Regions from separate parts of the Homo sapiens genome. Here region 2 is linked to region 1. Evidence: read pairs that join two places in POLR2A ChIA-PET (ENCODE). Cell type or tissue: Panc1. All regions are shown on one strand.

The links. ChIA-PET counts read pairs that join two places held together with the same protein. Peaks named below come from ENCODE experiments on the same cell type or tissue, not always from the same donor. Only the 100,000 strongest peaks of a DNase experiment are listed, where the experiment ranks them.
Region 2: POLR2A ChIA-PET joins it to region 1 with 11 read pairs; 7 of 35 experiments call an interaction of 5 or more read pairs at or near these places.

Annotation. Positions count from the first base shown.
Region 1 is chr9:129,202,618-129,207,617 of GRCh38, reverse strand. All of the region lies in intron 1 of LOC105376289 (a long non-coding RNA gene), which reads right to left. Among named protein-coding and RNA genes, the nearest start is that of IER5L, 27 kb to the right of the region's middle. RefSeq lists a silencer at 4,371-4,780 and an enhancer at 4,534-4,828. In Panc1, no CTCF peak of the experiment used is centred here; no DNase peak of the experiment used is centred here; H3K4me3 peaks cover 884 bases; H3K27ac peaks cover 1,108 bases.
Region 2 is chr9:129,324,108-129,329,107 of GRCh38, reverse strand. No RefSeq gene overlaps it. Among named protein-coding and RNA genes, the nearest start is that of LINC02913, 5.6 kb to the right of the region's middle. RefSeq lists an enhancer at 4,031-4,532. In Panc1, no CTCF peak of the experiment used is centred here; no DNase peak of the experiment used is centred here; H3K27ac peaks cover 1,130 bases.

The sequences.
Region 1 (5,000 bases):
TCCACAAAGCCTGCCTGGATTCCCCTTCCCCACAACACAAAGACTCTCACAGCCACAGCCACCAGGGCTCACCTCTGCAGCAGCTCCTAGTGTCCCATGCTCTAAAAGGCTCGTCACTTTGTCACCTGTCCCTTCAAACGGAGGGCTGGGGCCAGGCCCCAGAACAGGGGCTGGTACGGAGCAGGTGTTCAGTAAATATGGGATGGATAGGTAGACAGAAGGACAGACATATGGGTGAAATAAGCTTTCTGCATTCATCAGAACTAGTCGCAAGGACAGAAAGCCAACTCAAATTGTCCTAAGCCAAAAGGGATAGACCGTGTCAGGCAAGGCTGGATCCGGGTTGATATAGTGTGGATCTGTGTCCCCACCCAAATTTCCCGTTGAATTGTCAACCCCAATGATGGCGGTGGGGCCTGGTGGGAGGTGGCTGGATCGTGGGGATGGGTTTCTCATGAGTGGTTTAGCACCGTCCTCTTAGTGCTGTTCTTGTGATACTGAGTGAGTTCTCATGAGATGTGGTTGTTTAGAAGTGTGTGGCACCTCCCCTCTCTCTCTCTCTCTTGCTCCTTTTCTGGCCATGTGACATGGCTGCTTCCCCTTCACCTTCCGCCATGATTGTAAGTTTCTCCAGAAGCCAAGCAGATGCCAGCACTATGCTTTCTGTACAGCCTACAGAACTGTGCACCAATTAAACCTCTTTTCTTCATGAGTTACCCAGTCTCAGGTATTTCTTTACAGCAATGTGAGAACGGACTAATACACAGGTGTTCAAACAATGTCTCCCTCCCGCCATCCCCTGTCAATTTCTCAGCTCTGCTGTCTAGTGTTGGCTTCATCTTGCGCAGGCTGCCCACACAGTTGACCCTGGCAATTCCAACCTTGTATCCTACCAGCCTAGGCTCCCTGGCAAAAAGAGAGCTTCCCTTCCCCTTTCTTTGCTCCCAGGTCCCAGGCCTGCATCTCACTGGCCTGCCTTGGGTCACATGACTGCATGCTCACCATGTGCTGATTGGCCAGCCTGGGATGACAGGTGTGCTCCTGAAGGACAGGGGACCACTTCAAAAAGGGACCTGAGGGTGACTGAGAGGGTGGGGTGCTGGGCAGGTAAACACAGCCACACCCATGTCCCAATTTCACCCCCATGGCGGATCTGCAGGCCAGGTCTGGAGGACAGAAACCCTCTGCTTTGGCCAGAGGGTAAAGAGTAGACAGAGGGCCCTGCTCAGAGGACTCGGCCCAAAGAGGAAACAGACAAGCTAATGCATCACAAGGAGCTGCACTGCGCAACAGTCAAATGGCCAGGCAGAAGGAGAAAGCCGGTCCCCCAGCCCAGGGGGCCTGGAGGGCTCTCTAGAGCAGGGTTGGGGGTCCTGTCGTGCCCATCCTTGCCGTGCATCCCCAACCCTCCTCCCACAGGGGTAACCACCCGGCCCACCCCACCCCATAGACATTCCAAGCCACACCCCTAGGCCCTGGGTGAGTCTCCAGCTCTGATGAGGCCCTGATTCTGGGGCGCAGGTTTCCCTGCGTGTAGGGAGAAGGGCACCTCGCCCATACTGTGTATTGAGAGGCATTTCCACAGCAATCAAAAAACTCAAAAGCAGACCAGGCGCAGTGGCTCACACCTATAATCCCAGGACTTTGGGAGGCCGAGGTGGGTGGATCACTTGAGGTCAGGAGTTCGAGACCAGCCTGGCCAACATGGTGAAATCACATGTCTACAAAAAATACAAAAATTAGCCAGGTGTGGTGGCGCACGCCTGTAGTCCCGGCCACTCGGGAGGCTGAGGCCGGAGAATCTTTTGAAACCAGGAGGCAGAGGTTACAGTGAGCCATGATCGTGCCACTGTACTCTAGCCTGGGTGACAGATCAAGATTCTGTCTCAAAAAATAAAAATAAAACAAACAAAAAACTCAAAAGCAGCCACCTCCTCCTCCTTCCCTCCCAATAACAATAAAAGTAATAATAACAGCTACCCAGTACTGAACAGCATGCTCTCTATCTGCACCCCTTGAGGAGGCTGGTATTATCACCATTCTGCAGACAAGGACCCAAGGATTAGAAAGGGGACATCACAGATGTCCTGCAGTCAGAGTGGAGCTGGGACCGGACCCCGATCTGGCAGACTCCAGAGCTGTGAGCTCGAGGCTCCATTGCTGCCCGCCACTCTGGAGCAGTGGTCTCCACTCAGTGCCCACCACCACTACCTCAAGAGCTGCTTAAAAATCCATATTCCTGGCTGAGCATGGTGGCTCATGCCTGTGATCCCAGCACTTTGGGAGGCCTAAGTGGGCAAATCACTTGAGGTCAGGAGTTTGAGACCAGGCCAGCCAACATGGCAAAACCCCATCTCTACTAAAAATACAAAAAAAGTAGCCAGGTATGGTGGCATGCACCTGTAGTCCCAGCTACTCTGGAGGCTGAGGTAGGAGAATCGCTTGACCCTGGGAGGCAGACTGGCAGTGAAAGATCACGCCACTGCACTCCAGCCTGAGCGACAGAGAGAGACTTCGTCTCAAAAAAAAAAAAAAAAAGAATCCAAACTCCTGGGCCCCACCTTGGATTCCACGTATCAGGATGTCAGAGCAAGAGGGCCCAGGAATCTGCATTTAGCCAGCGTTCCAGAGATTCCAACACAGCCAGCAGACATCTGGAGAAACCACTTGGCTTCCAGAATATCGACCCTGAAATTCAATCAAAGAGGTGAAGAGAGGTGAAGACTGTGCCTGGTCCTCAGGAGCCAGGGCTGCCAGTGGAGAAGGGGCTCCTGAAGAACAAACGCCCCCCTCACCCCTCCCCGCACCCCCATGGCCCCACATACCCTAAGTTTTTAATCTGTACATATTCAGTGTCCTCTCCCTGTTCAAGCACGTGTGCAGTTCCCATCAGGATGGGAGGCGGGGGTCTCGGGCCAACACTTTCTGTGTGTTCCCATCTTTTTGTGAAGAAGAGGCCCCCAAGCATCATGAGAGATTTTTTTTCCTGCCATCTGAGTTGCATTTGTGAAGGGCTAATTGATTTGCTTCCCCATTTTTTATTAATCAAAGACAAACCCCAGCAGAGCCAGGCCTCTGATCTGGGGGATGAGGCCACACTGGGTGCCATCCTCACCCAGGGCACAGACACCCGACGTTTTCAGTGGGGTAAGGAGCTTCATTTCTGCTGGACCACTCGTGTCCAGAACACTCTGGAGAAGTCCAGGGGCCCGAGGGGCAGGGTAGGAAGCCTGGGATCCAGGCAGGGAAGTCATGCCCTGAGTCAAGCAGGCTGAGAAGGATCTGCCAGGGTGACCGTGGAAGCAAAAGTCAGGTGCTGCTGACAGTGAGGCCTGGGCTCCCTGCCTCTCCCTTCAGACATGACCAGGGCCACGGAGCACATCCCCCAGGATCTCACGGCCATCACCGCTAGCGCAGCCAACCCAGTTAAGGTTCACTTTTCAATAGCAGAGCCCCAGGCAACTTGCTGGGCCCGCAGACCCCAACATCTGGCACAAATCCTTCCTGCTCCTGCCACATCTGGAATGGGGGAGGGTGTGAAAATGACCCTCCCCTATTTTTCATGGCGGGCTCCTGACAGCTAGAGGCCGGGGAGGAAAAGATTTTTCTTGGACCTCACAGAAGCTCACTCAGCAAAAATCTGTGAGGGTCTCAGTTTCCCCCTCCAAGCAGCAGGGATGTTGCTCCTCCCCATATATCCCATACTCCCTCCTCAAACCCCTTGCTTCTGGGATTTGAGGGGGCATTGTGCCCCCTGAGGATGGCATTGTGCCAGCTCTTGCTGCAGCCCTGCCCTGGGAAGTCTCCTTCCCCTTCCCCTAAGGACACGCCGGGGCCTGAGAAGCAGGACCCCCAGGCTGGTTCCAGGCTCTGCCACTGAACCCTGGTCACGTTCCGCCTGGCCACTCTGCCCGAGAACCCGGCACGCATACTGGATTTGGGGATCAGAAACACTCTTCGCCAGGTGCTTCCCACGGGCCCTACTCACCTCTCCACCCCTCCCAGCGGCCCCTCCCCAGCCGTTCTCTGCCTGCCAGCCTCCCAGGCCTTCTTTTGCTTCCCCTAAAGCCTCGAAGCCCTCCTTCATGCTGTTCCCTCTGACTGGAACACCCTTCCCTGCTCCTGCCCTGGCCAACCCAGGCCTAGTCTGAATGTCACCGGCCCCTGGAAGCCTTGCCCATACCCCAGGTCCGTCAGGCCCCTGTGCCACCCTCCTCCTCTCCGGTGGGGTCATCTGGTGTGTCACTCAAGACTGAATGTCGGTGATCCCCTCCCCCGCCCACCCCGACTTTAAGCGCTGTCCCCAAAGGGCCAGACACACACTCGACAATCAAGGTGTGGCTAACGGAGACCGAAAAGGTTCCAGCGAGATCAAGCGTTTTAAAGCGCCCGGGGTGATGTTTGAGAGAGGAGGGTGGGGGAGTCAAGGGTGGGGCAGGATCCCAGCCCCGCCCCTTAAAGGGTCCCGGGAGTACGCGACAGAACTGTCCTGGGGTCCCCGGCGCAGTAGGATTAATTCAAAAGGCCTGCGGAGGGTGGAGGTCCCCCAGGGGAGGGGTCCTAGGGCCCCGTGAGCCGCGCGGGCGCCGGGCTGCTCCGCGAACGTCCGCGCCAGCGGCTGCCCGGGGGACAGGGCCTGAACTACAACTCCCATGATGCTGTGCGGCATGGCGGGCCCGGGCGGGGCGGGCGCTGGTGGCTCCGCCCCTCGCGGCCTTCTGGGGACTGTAGTTCTACCCGGAGGGGCGCGGCCTGGGTTTTGGGGCGTCTGGGCATTCTTATCGTCTCGGGGAAAGGGGAGCCTCTGCGGCCCGCGAGGAGGAAGGGACTGAGGGCGCTGACTGCCTGCAGGGCGGTCGGTGGCTCCCTTCTCTCCAGCAGCAGCCTCTCCCAGCATCATTTCCCAACAATACCAGCTGCTACAGTATTTAGTGAGCACCTACTATGCGCTAGGCCCTGTGCTGATCTCTTAAAGGACAAAGACAGAGACAGGCATGGTT
Region 2 (5,000 bases), 120 kb before region 1:
CCTTGAGCCCCCACCCCTTCGTGGTTGCTGCATCCGGAACACCAAGGCTGGGTATTTCTCAGTGGGAATGAAACCATGGTCTTAAAACACAAGCCACTGGAAAATAGCATTTGATATAGAAAAATTCATTTTACAGCAACTTTTTAAGAGTGGATCCGCCCCCTTCAGCAACGGAAGGCCGTGCTCAGAAAACCACATTCTTTCAGGTCCCTGGGGCTGCGTGGGGGTGGGAATAGAAATCTGTCTACACGCTGCAAGGCAGAGGTCTTTTCTTCTGTTAAAAACATAATTTTACCCTCATGTTGCTTCGTGTTTCCTGGCACATGCATTCTGGGGCTCTCGGGCCTTTCTGGAGGCATCTCTGCAGACATCAAGTGGCCTGCCCACTTCCCTCCAGCCAGAGGCTCAGGCGTGGGCACTGAGGGTGAAAAGAATTCGTAACACCCTTACTACAAAGAATGTGGTCCCAGCTGGCACAGCCTCCATCTCACCTGGGAGCCCCTGGCCAGGCCTGCTCCCTCAGAACCTGCATCTGAACGAAACCCCACAGCGAGTCAAGGCACATTAAGGTTGGGGAACGCTTGGATGCACCCTGGTTGCAGGGTGCCCTCTGCCTGCCTCCTAAGGGGCGGCCACACCTGCCTTCCTCCCTCCCCTTCCAGGGCCCCTGTCCCATCACAGACCACTCCTCAGAGGGACTCCAGAGGAATTTCCCAAGACCCATTTCCATGTTTATTCTATACCACAGCATCCCTCTCTCATCACAGAAATCCAGCAAGATGATCATTGCATCACATGGTGGGAAGTCAGGAGACCTGAAAGAGAGGTGACAGCGACATGAAAGACACTTGGCCCTTACAGAGCACTCCCAACCCAGGAGGGAGACCCTGGGACCCAAGGTCTCAGAGAGGGGAAGTCATCTCCCCAAGGACAGCCTACTAAATGGCAGAGTCAGGGTGATCCCACAGCCACTGAGTTGTCCCTGGATACCCTGCTGTCCAGGGGAAGTGGGAGTGGCCACGGGGATGGTCAGAACTGCACCTCCATCCAACTGGCTTAGCCCAGCAGTTCCCAATTGGTTCCGTGGAGCAAGCCTTCAAAGGCTCTCTGGTGTGGGGACTGGCTCCATGCTATTCACAGCCTCTCCCAGTCCCTGACGGTCACTGCACCTTTACTGCAGGCCAGGCCGCCCCAGGCTTCCTCCACCACATTTCTTTGCTTTGGGTGGGATGGTGTCAGCCCACTGTGCCTGTTCAGTCTGCTGGGAGCTGATGGGAGTTAACAGGCATCATCTCTGCCCTTCAGTAACCCAAAATGAGAACGCTTATGTTACTTAACAAATGCAGTTTGCTCGTTGGGCAAACATGGGCCTTGGGGCAAATAACAGAAGAAGGGACTTTCCCAGTGGGAACAGAGAGAGGAATTAGTTGAGAAATTTGAGGTGCAGAAGGGAAGGCATTTGTCGGGATTATTTTTCAGCGGTGGCACCTGCTCTCTTATCCTTTTTTTTTTTTTTTTTTTTTTGAGATAGAGTCTTGTTCTTGTCCCCCATGCTGGAGTGCAATGGCACGATCTCTGCTCACTGCAACCTCCACCTCCCAGGTTCAGGTGATTCTCCTGCCTCAGCCTCCTGAGTAGCTGGGATTACAGGTGCCTGCCACCACACCCGGCTAATTTTTGTATTTTTAGTAGAGACAGGGTTTCGCCATGTTGTCCGGGCTGGCCTCGAACTCCTGAACCCAAATGTTTCTCCCACCTTGGCCTCCAAAAGTGCTGGGATTACAGGCGTGAGCCATCGCACCTGGCTTTTTTTTTTTTTTTTTTTTTTTTTTGAGACGGAGTCTTACCCTGTTGCCCAGGCTGGAGTATAATGGCGCGATCTCAGTTCACTGCAACCTCCACCTCCTGGATTCAAACGATTCTCCTGCCTCAGCCTCCCAAGTAGCTGGGATTACAGGCATGTGCTACCACGCCTGGCTAATTTTTTTTTATCTTTAGTAGAGACAGGGTTTCACCATGTTGGCCAGGCTGGTCTCGAACTCCTGACCTCATGATCCGCCCATCTCAGCCTCCGAAAGTGCTGGGATTACAGGCGTGAGCCACCATGCCTGGCCCATCTTTTCTTTAAAATAAAGTCTTTGTTTCCCCACTCCCACCCAGCCCTGCTGGCGATGGGGGTGGCCACAGGCTGCCCTGTGAGGCCCAGGATGGGAAGGGGCACCTCGTGCACTCATCCTGGGTTTTCGCTAGATGCTCCTCGTCCCCCGTTCTCTTGCAAGCTGTCCTCGAGGACATGTGGGCTCTTGTTTGCAGGTTTCAGGGGAGCCTGGCAGAATCCAGCCGCAGACACATTTGAATTTCTTGTAGAAACCTGCACCAAGCGTGGGGGTGCGGCCAGCCCAGAAGCATTCCAGGGAGTGGGGTCTCTGTGGGGCTTCCACCCCAGCTGCTTCCCTGGCTCCTCCCAGGCAGACCTCTTCCCTCCCCTACCCCTCTCACTTCCACCCCACAACCCACAGGAGATTGGAGGCCTTGGAGATACTGGTCAGGAGAGTGCAAAGGTTAAAGGTGAGAGCTGGAAGGTCAGATGGATACAGCAGGTGCTGCTATCAACTGGCAACTTCAGCTCGTAGCCTCTGCCCCAGACACATTTTCTCCATCTGCCAGCAGCCTGGAGGAGGTGGGGTCCCCAGAGCCCATGACGGCCGGAATGCGTCTTCTCCATTCTGGACTGGAAGCCACCTCTGGGCACAGCACAGGATTGCAGGGGAGGGACACAAGGGCTTCTTTTTTTTTTTTTTTTTTTTTTTTGAGACAGGATCTCACTGTGTTGTCCAGGCTGGAGTACAGTGGCACAATCAAGACTCACTGCAGCCTCAACCTCCCAGGCTCAAGTGATCTTCCTACCTCAGCCTCCAAGTAGCTGGGACTACAGGTGCACACCAGCATGTTCCACTAATCATCTTACTCTTTGTAGACACTGGGTCTCACCCTGTTGCCCAAGCTGGTCTCAAACTCCTGGGCTCAAGTAATCCTCCTGCCTCAGCCTCCCTAAGTGTTGGGATTACAGATATAAGCCTGGCCCACAAGGGGTACTTAGAAATGGTTTTTACGTGTCTAGTAGCTGGACACCCAGGTTCAGAGGTCTCCAGGACCATGGGCCAGGACATTCTTGGGAAGGGAAAGCCAACTAGGTCTCAAATACGGCTTAAAAAGGAGTCCACTTAGATGTAAAAGATGCACCATCCATTCACAATGAACGACCTGAACTCTGATGCGGACACACCGCCAGGAGACTTTTGAGACGGAGTCTCGCTCTAGTGCCCAGGCTGGAGTGCAGCGGCGTGATCTCAGCTCAAAGCAATCTCTGCCTCCTAGGTTCAAGCGATTCTCCTGCCTCAGCCTCCCGAGTAGCTGGGATTACAGGCATCCGCCACCACACCCGGCTAATTTTTTGTATTTTTAGTAGAGACGGGGTTTTCCCATGTTGGCCAGGCTGGTCTTGAACTCCCGCCCTCAGGTGATCCACCCACCTCAGCCTCTCAAAGTGCTGGAATCACAGGCGTGAGCCACTGCACCTGGCCAAGAAGACTATTTTTAAGCAAGGTCTGTGGGGGTCTTTTCAGTGATTTTGTATGGGATGGATCAGTTCTGCAGCCCTGGGTGGCCCCTCTTAGGCCCATGTGTTCACAGTCTGTGGATGTATCCCCCTCTCCTGGGAGATGTAAGCGACTCCAGGGCAGGGACCATGTGTGGTTCACGCTTGTTCCCAGAAAGCTCCCCCAGTGCCCAGCTGCCAGAACTCAAAGTCTGTCTGGGGTCGGGGATGTGTCTCCCCCACCAAGCTGAGCCTTGCTGAAGACCAGGACTCCATCCTGCCCACTGGAGCACCTGGGGCTCAGGCCCACAGCTGGGCTACTGACTTTTCTCACTGTGGGACCTTCAGCCGGGCCTCTTAGCTCCCTGTGCATCTTCCTTATCTGGGAAGTGGCAGTTTCATCTAGTTGCACCTCATGGGGTGGAGGTGAGGATGACCTGGGCTGTGAAGAGGCTGGCATGTCACAGTGCACAGACCTGCCCACAAGTGGGGCCTTGCTGTCTGGCACTCCCCATGCAACGCTGGACACAAGGAAGGTGCTGGTACTGCCTGGAGTTCAGGCAGATGTTTTTCCAAAATAACATTTCTTTCTTTCTTTTCTTTTCTTACAGAGTTTTGCTCTTGTTGCCCAGGCTGGAGGGCAATGGTGCGATCTCAGCTCACCACAACCTCCACCTCCCGGGTTCCAGCCATTCTCCTGCCTCAGCCTCCCCAGCAGCTGGGATTACAGGCATGCACCACCATGCCCGGCTAATTTTGTATTTTTAGTAGAGACGAGGTTTCTCCATGTTGGTCAGGCTGGTCTCAAACTCCCAACCTCAGGTGACCCACCCGCCTCAGCCTCCCAAAGTGTCGGGATTACAAGTGTGAGCTACCATGCCCGGCAACAACATGTCTTAAGTACAGGGATAACAATGGTGTGTTATTGGTGGGAGATGTGAGGGTTTGCTTTTGTTTTTTGTTTTTAAGGGAAAGCTTGACATTTCTCTGCTTTATCCCATTCCCCAGCAGACTAACACCAACCAAGCTCCTGCTGCCGGGACAAGCACTGTACTGAGCCACATATTAATGAACAGGAATTCAGGACATTTGGAAACCAAATTCCAAAGGCTCCAGGGTAAGGAGAGAGAGATGACCTCCTGGGACCCCGCCCTCCTGCCTGAGCCCAGAACCCTAGAAGCCAGTCCCAGCTGCGGACACGTGCCCACGCCAGCCCCCCACACACGGTGCTCTCTGAGTCCAGGCATGCTCATGGTCTTTTGAGGAGAGAGATTGATTGCGTTAGGGACCTTGCACCTACAAAATCCATCAGCCTGTACATGGACGGACATTCGCTCAGGACAAACAAAACCCAGCAAACTCTAATATCCACGTGCAGGGCCTCTCCGGCAGTGAGTGACGG